Linked DNA regions of Homo sapiens: region 1 is linked to region 2. Evidence: chromatin contacts called from ENCODE Hi-C or POLR2A ChIA-PET data. All regions are on one chromosome and are shown on one strand. Each heading gives the region's core, a stretch centred on a gene start or an enhancer-like site at or near the end of the contact. The rest is flanking DNA. Distances are from core to core; before and after follow the strand shown.

What was found. Hi-C counts contacts between places; a loop is a spot of excess contacts on that map. ChIA-PET counts read pairs that join two places held with the same protein, here RNA polymerase II (POLR2A). Pooled maps may share reads with other maps.
Region 1: a loop to region 2 is called in a map of Caco-2, with 7 times the contacts of the local background. The contact joins two enhancer-like sites. A Hi-C loop is called at or near these places in 2 of 168 maps with a recorded cell type or tissue (Caco-2 and OCI-LY7), 5 of 37 single-sample maps with no recorded cell type and 14 of 50 pooled maps. POLR2A ChIA-PET finds 5 or more read pairs at or near these places in 10 of 52 experiments (CD4-positive, alpha-beta T cell, Caco-2, H1 and 6 more).

Annotation. Positions count from the first base shown.
Region 1 is chr6:27,249,611-27,253,042 of GRCh38, forward strand. It overlaps PRSS16 (serine protease 16), which reads left to right. Exons shown (of 12, transcript NM_005865.4): 5 at 1,073-1,196; 6 at 1,432-1,509; 7 at 1,607-1,654; 8 at 2,140-2,430; 9 at 3,198-3,339. Among named protein-coding and RNA genes, the nearest start is that of PRSS16, 3.6 kb to the left of the region's middle. RefSeq lists enhancers at 1,142-1,191, 1,322-1,391, 1,532-1,901, 2,172-2,692, 2,282-2,451 and 1 more. Within about 2 kb of position 1,806, at least 19 of the 41 ENCODE cell types and tissues checked have a DNase peak (open chromatin) inside an H3K27ac peak, as active enhancers do.
Region 2 is chr6:27,187,688-27,191,089 of GRCh38, forward strand. No RefSeq gene overlaps it. Among named protein-coding and RNA genes, the nearest start is that of TRI-AAT5-2, 12 kb to the left of the region's middle. RefSeq lists a cis regulatory region at 655-1,541 and an enhancer at 750-1,315. Within about 2 kb of position 1,289, at least 34 of the 41 ENCODE cell types and tissues checked have a DNase peak (open chromatin) inside an H3K27ac peak, as active enhancers do.

The sequences.
Region 1 (3,432 bases), core at 556-3,055, 62 kb after region 2:
GATCCTCCCTGGCTTAAGTCCCTCAGACATCTTCTGTATTGCTTCAGAAGTAAAGCAATTTTGACTGTATTTGACTTCAGAGTAAAGTCAAAGCTTTTACAGTCGCCATGGAGTCCAGTGGGTTTTGGCCTCTAGTTAACTCTGACCTATACTCTCTCACTTTCACTGGGCTCCAGCTACATTGAAGTCCTCACTGTCCTCCAGACTTACACGCACATTCCTGCCTTGAGCCTTTGAACTCATCCCTCTGCATGGCGTGGCCTTCCCCTAGATGTTTTTATGCCTCTCACCCCAGCCTCCTTCAGTGCATCTCACTCCTATTAACGACCGCCACCATTTTTCCAACTTTACTTCACCTGCTTTTTGTTTCTTTCATCTGCTTTATTCTTACAGAACTTAGCTTTTTCTTTCCTCATTGGTATCTCTGTCTGTGTCTGTAACAGTCTGTTTGCCTGTCTCATTTTCTCCGTCTCTGTATCTACATCTGTGCCTCTTTGTCTCCATCTCTGTCTCTCTGCATCTTAATCTTTTCTACAAGCGAAACGGTTTTCTAACTGCAACAGGATGGTACCAACTGCAAGCCATTCAGAAAGGTTAGGGAAGAAAGAAAGCCCTTGGGAGGAGAAAGAGGATGTTAGACATATCCAAACTTCACTCTCCATTTCTCTTTGTGTCTGTTCTCTCTCCCAATACCTTGCAACTCATCAGGTTAGGACCCCTCCTTCTCCTCTTAGTAGCCCTCCTTGAGTGCCCTCAACCCTTCCCTACATTTGTCAGGTTTTCATCTAAACTGACTTGGAAATTTTTCCTCTCCTACCTAAAACGAGAAGGGAAAGAGGGTGGTGGCTTTCTAGAAAGTGGACGAGGACAGGGTCTCCCTTGGCCTAGGCACACATGTTCTGGGAAGTGTATGTGGCTTGGAGAACACTTGGAAACACGTCATGAGAAAACGGCCCTGGTTTCTGGCCAGATTCACCCATTCATGTCTCTGGATCCGGGTTTCCCCCAGAATGGGGAAATCTTCAGGGATTCCCAGCGATGAGGACCGACCGAGTCCCCCCTTTGACCCTAGGCTGGCTGATGTGGTCTCTGCCCGCCTGGCACTTTCCCGCCTCTTTAACATCTCCTCCTCCAGCCCCTGGATCTGCTTCGGAGGCTCCTATGCCGGCTCCTTGGCCGCCTGGGCCCGGCTGAAGGTCCTGCGACTCCTCCGGGTGGGCTGGGGGGAGGGAACTCGGACTCCAGGGCCCCAGTCTCAGATAATAGGAATACCCTCCCACCACGCCCCTACCTTCCTCCCGCGCCCAAAGAATTTTGCACAAGCTGTCCTCACAAGAGCCCGAGATTACACAGCGAGTAAGTGACACAGAGGCAGAAAGATATGCGATTCCAACCCCTCAGCCCGCAGGCTGACGGCGTCTCCTCCCTTAGTTCCCCCATCTCATTTTCGCGTCGGTCGCCTCCTCCGCCCCGGTGCGGGCCGTGCTGGATTTCTCCGAGTATAATGACGTAAGGATGGCGGGCAGCAGGTGCGGGACGGGGAGGGGTCCCAGCGGGCGGAGTCCCTTGACACTTCCGGATACCTTCCTCTGCGGTCCGCCCACAGGTGGTATCCCGAAGCCTAATGAGCACCGCGATCGGCGGGTCCCTGGAGGTAGGAGGTGGGGCCTAGTCCGAGGGGGACTGGGAGGGAAAAGAGGCCTCGGATGCCAGGGAAGAGGAGGCCAGAGAAGGGCGAAACCTGCAACGTGGCGGGGTCTAAGGAAGGTCGGAGCTCGGGGGAATACGCAGGTTTTGGAAGAAGGCGGGAGCTGACGAAGAGGAGGGGCACCAGGAAAAGAGGCGCTCCCCAGAGAGGGCGGGGTTTGGGCAGGGACAATCCTATCCGGAGGTGAGGCTCAAGGTGGGGCGGGGCCACAATGGAGGACGGGGCCTGCAGGGAAGACCCGAGAAGGAGGGCTGCGAGGCAGGGGATTGGGGGCGGGGGCCTGGGGGCGGGGGCCTGGGCCAAGAGCTAGGTCTGCACCCTCTGAGTCCCGCTAGGGGAAAGTGGGGAACCCAAGGAGGACGCAGGTCCTGGGTAGGGAAAGCCGAGGCCCAGCCTAAGTCTTGGCGGACATCGCCTCTTGCTTCCCACAGTGCCGGGCGGCGGTGTCCGTCGCCTTCGCTGAAGTGGAGCGGCGGCTGCGCTCGGGTGGGGCGGCTCAAGCAGCATTGCGGACGGAGCTGAGCGCTTGCGGGCCCCTGGGCCGCGCTGAAAACCAGGCGGAGCTGTTGGGGGCGCTGCAGGCACTGGTGGGAGGTGTAGTGCAGTATGATGGGCAGACGGGAGCGCCGCTAAGCGTGCGACAGCTCTGCGGACTTCTCCTCGGGGGCGGGGGCAACCGCAGCCACTCCACGCCCTACTGCGGGCTTCGTCGGGCGGTGCAGGTGAGCACTCCCTGGCACAGCTGGGAGGAGTTAGCGGACAAAGATTCCTGCCCCACTTCCGTTGTGTGATCTTGGGCAAGCGAGAACCTTCTCTGAAACTTCGTTTTCTCATCTGTAAAATGGGGATAACACTTCACAGGGCCGATGGGAAGATGAAATGAGGCGGGTCATGTAGAGCAATCAGCTGGGAGCCTGGCACACAGTGTGCGAATGTTAGAGACTGCGATTATTACCTATTTTGCCTATCCTGTCCTGTTCTCTTTTGGGGGGCCTGCAGGAGTGCCTGGCACATGGCAAATTCTCACTTAGTATTTTTAGAATGAATGAAAAAATGTTATCTCTGGGGATAGGGTTCTCCTAGGTACCTGGGACTGCAGCCTCTAAATCCACAACTGCAATCCAGCTGTCGCTTTTCCAGCACTGTCTGGACCAAGTGCTGTATAAAGTGCTTCACATATATTATTTCATTAAGTTCTCAAGAGATAGGCACTATTATTATCGCCACTTACAGAAAAGGAAACTGAAGTCTGAAAGATTATCACTTGCCCAAGCTCTCACAGGTAATAAGGTCTCAGTCTTCTAGTGCATTGATCTCTAACTCACAAGGACCCAGGCATCCACCCCCTCTGACCACTGACTCCCAGGAGAACTCAGGAACTCACCCTTCTATTTCTGACTTTTGACCTCTGGGGACATAGGCCTCTGCACCCTGGCTTGCTGGGAAGAGAGGAGGAATTTATGTCTTATGTATGTACATTGTTCCCTAGATTGTCTTGCACAGCCTGGGCCAGAAGTGTTTAAGCTTTTCCCGAGCAGAGACAGTGGCACAGCTGAGGAGCACAGAACCTCAACTGTCTGGTGTGGGTGACCGGCAGTGGTTGTATCAGACATGTACCGAGTTCGGCTTCTGTAAGTGACTGGCCTAACCCTAACTTTGTCCCCTCAAACAACCTTTTTACTATGCCCAGAGAAGTCATCTTACAGGTGGTCTGGACTCATTTC
Region 2 (3,402 bases), core at 39-2,538:
AAGACACTCCTTTGAAGCGTTGGAATGTAGACAGACGTGCAGGCTCCTAGTTAAGCCCGCTCCCACTAGCTACTCTCCAATAAGTTAAAGATACGCTGTTTGGGCACAAAGGAGATTCATTTAAACCGCTATTGCTATAGATTACGCCTGTAACACGCTGCCTCCCTTTCACCATTTCGCCCTAAATGTCTGCTTTTTGGATCTAAGTGATTGTACTCAATAAATAGTGTGGAGACCAGAGCTGGGCGCCTTTTGCAGCCTCCATTTTGCAATTGGCCCCCTGGCCCCCACTCTTTATACACTCTTAACCTGTCTCTTCTCATTCCTTTGTCGCCACCGGACTTTAGGTACCCTAAGGGTGGTATTGAGGCTGGTCCCCAACATTCTGGTGCCCAACGTGGGGCTCGAAAGAATCTGATGAAGGAATGCTCGAGCGTGTGAAACGGAGGGCTGATGGACGAAGGACTCCCGAGGACGAAAAAGTTTTTAAGCTCTGCAGGTAAGCAGGGCACTTGGAGAAAGCCAGGGACACAATGGGGAAAACTGAAAGTAAGTACACCACGTATTTGAGCTTGCTAGGGCGGCTGTTGAAGCGTGATGGCGTAAAAGTTGGTACAAAAAATCGTATGAATTAATTTCATGCTGTAGAACAATTTTGCCCTTGGTTCCCTGAACAGGGAACTTTGAAATTAAGAGATTGGGAAAGAGTTGGAAAGGACCTTTAAAAAGCACGTAGAGAAGGAAAGGAAATTCGTTTGCCTGTTTGGTCAGTTTGGTCATTGGTGCGTGCCGCACTGGAGCCATTTCAGACAAATGATGAGGCTGAGTCAGAGGAGGAGAAGGAGGAGTTTGATAATCAGGACTCTGAAACGCCTCTACCGAGTACTAGCCAAAAGGAGAGTCCGGAAGTAATTTATGCCAATCCCCCCAGTCTTCCTAAACCTATTCAGAAACTCATTCAGCTCAGGGTTCCTCAAGAGGAATGTCCGGAATGGCCACCTCCTCCTCAGCCGAGTGAGTGCAGGCGGAGGGAGCCTGAGACTCCGCTGCCGAGACTCGGCTGGCCGCGCTCATTATTGCCCGACCCGCAGTTCATTATGGAGAGGGGGTAATTCAGGTTCGCCCTGCAGTTCATTACAGTGAAGGAGCAATTTCCCTTAAAATGGATGACCCAGCGCCCTGTCTGGGTCGAACAGTGGCCTAAGGAAAAATTGGGGGCGCTTTATGAAATAGTTAAAGAACTACTAGAAAAAGGATATATTTCACCCACTTTCTCTCCTTAGAATTCCCCAATAGTTGTAATTAAGAAAAAGTCCGGTAGATGGCACATGCTGACCGACTTGCGAGTGGCCAACGCTGTAATTCAACCGATGGGAGCCTTACAACCTGGGCTCCCATCCCCCACTATGCTCCTTAAAGACTGGCTGCTCATTATTATAGATTTAAAAGACTGCCTTGTTTTACAATTCTTTTAGCAGAGGCAGATTTCGAAAAATTTGCCTTTACTGTCCCTGCCATTAAAAACAAAGAACCTGCAGCCAGATATCATTAGAAGGTTTTACTCCGGGGTATGTTAAACAGTCCCACAATCTGTCAAACTTTTGTAGGCAGAACTATCCAGCCTGTTAGAGATCAATTTCCAGATGTGTGCAGCAAAAAATAGAGATCAACCTATTCAATGTTATTCATCTTTACAAAAGGCAATTACAAACGCTGAATTGCGTATAGCACCTGACAAAATTCAAACAACCACTCCTTTTCAGTATTTGGGGATGCAAGTACAGGATACAGCCATTAAGCCTCAAAAGGTTCAAATTTAAAAAGATTATTTAAAAACCTTAAATGATTTTCAAAAATTGTTAGGAGATATTAATTGGATTCGGCCCACCTTAGGAATTCCTACTTATGCTATGTCTAATCTCTTCTCAATATTGAGGGGAAATTCCAACTTACAAAGTAACAGAGAACTAACACCGAGGCCATAAAAGAGTTAAAAGTAATTGAAGACAAAAATTCAACAAGCCCAGGTCAGTAAGATTGACTCAGACTCGCCTTTACAATTCATTGTGTTCCCTACTTCACATTCCCCAATGGGGGTTACTGTTCAAAATAATGATTTAGTTAAATGGTCTTTTTTTGCCACATAATACCATAAAAACACTCACAGTATATTTAGATCAGATGGCAATTCTAATTGGACAGGCTCGTCACGAATTGTTAAACTTTGTGGCACTGAGCCCAATAAGATTATAATTCCAATAAATAAAAATCAGGTAAAACAGGCATTTATTAACTCAGTTACATGGCAAGTTAATTTAACAGAATTTGTTGAATGTATTGATAATCATTATCCTAAAAATAAAATTTTCCAGTTTTTAAAATTAACTACATGGGTTCTTCCAAAAATTCCTTGTGATGCTCCTTTGGAAGGAGCTGTGACTGTTTTTACTGGTGGGTCTAGTAAACATTAAAAAAAGCGACAGTCTGGTGGAGACCACATAATCCAATCACTCGATCTGAATTTACTAACATTCAAAAAGCTAAGGTTATTCTGTTTAATTATTAAAGAACTTTTACAGCCTTAAGTTCGCTCTGGAGCCCAGTCTGTGTGTTCTTTTTCTTCAACTTCAGCAATTGCTAAACCAAGATACACATCCTATTTTTATTACACACATTCGAGCTCACAGCTCTCTGCCTGGCCCATTGGCTTACGGCAATAATCAAGCAGACCTTCAGGTTATGACATCACTGCTTGACCAAGTCACCCAATCACATCAATTTTCCCACCAAAATTGAAAAACTTATCTAAATAATTTCAACTTACACAGAGGCTGGCTAAGCAAATTATCCTACAATGCCCAGATTACCAGCTCACAAGCACGTCCCCTCCTTCAACAGGTGTTAACCCTAGAGGATTAGAACCTAATCCATTGTGGCAAACAGATGTTAAACACATCCCTAAATTTTGGAAACTAAGATATGTACATATATCCATTGTTACCAACATTCATCTAATTATTACACATTAAAAAAATAAAAGAAAAAAGTAAAGAAAAAAGACTAAAAGAGACAAAAATCAAAACAAGATGCAAAAAAAAAAAAAAAAGACTGTGAAAAAAACGAAGTAGAGGCCGGGAGCGGTGGCTCACGCCTGTAATCCCAGCACTTTGGGAGGCCGAGGTGGGTGGATCACGAGGTCAGGAGATCGAGACCACGGTGAAACCCCGTCTCTACTAAAAGTACAAAAAATTAGCCGGGCGCGGTGGCGGGCGCCTGTAGTCCCAGCTACTCAGGAGGCTGAGGCAGGGGAATGGCGTGAACCCGGGAGGCAGAGCTTGCAGTGAGCCAAGATCGCGCCACTGCGCTCCAGCCTGGACGACACAGCAAGACTCCATCTCAAAA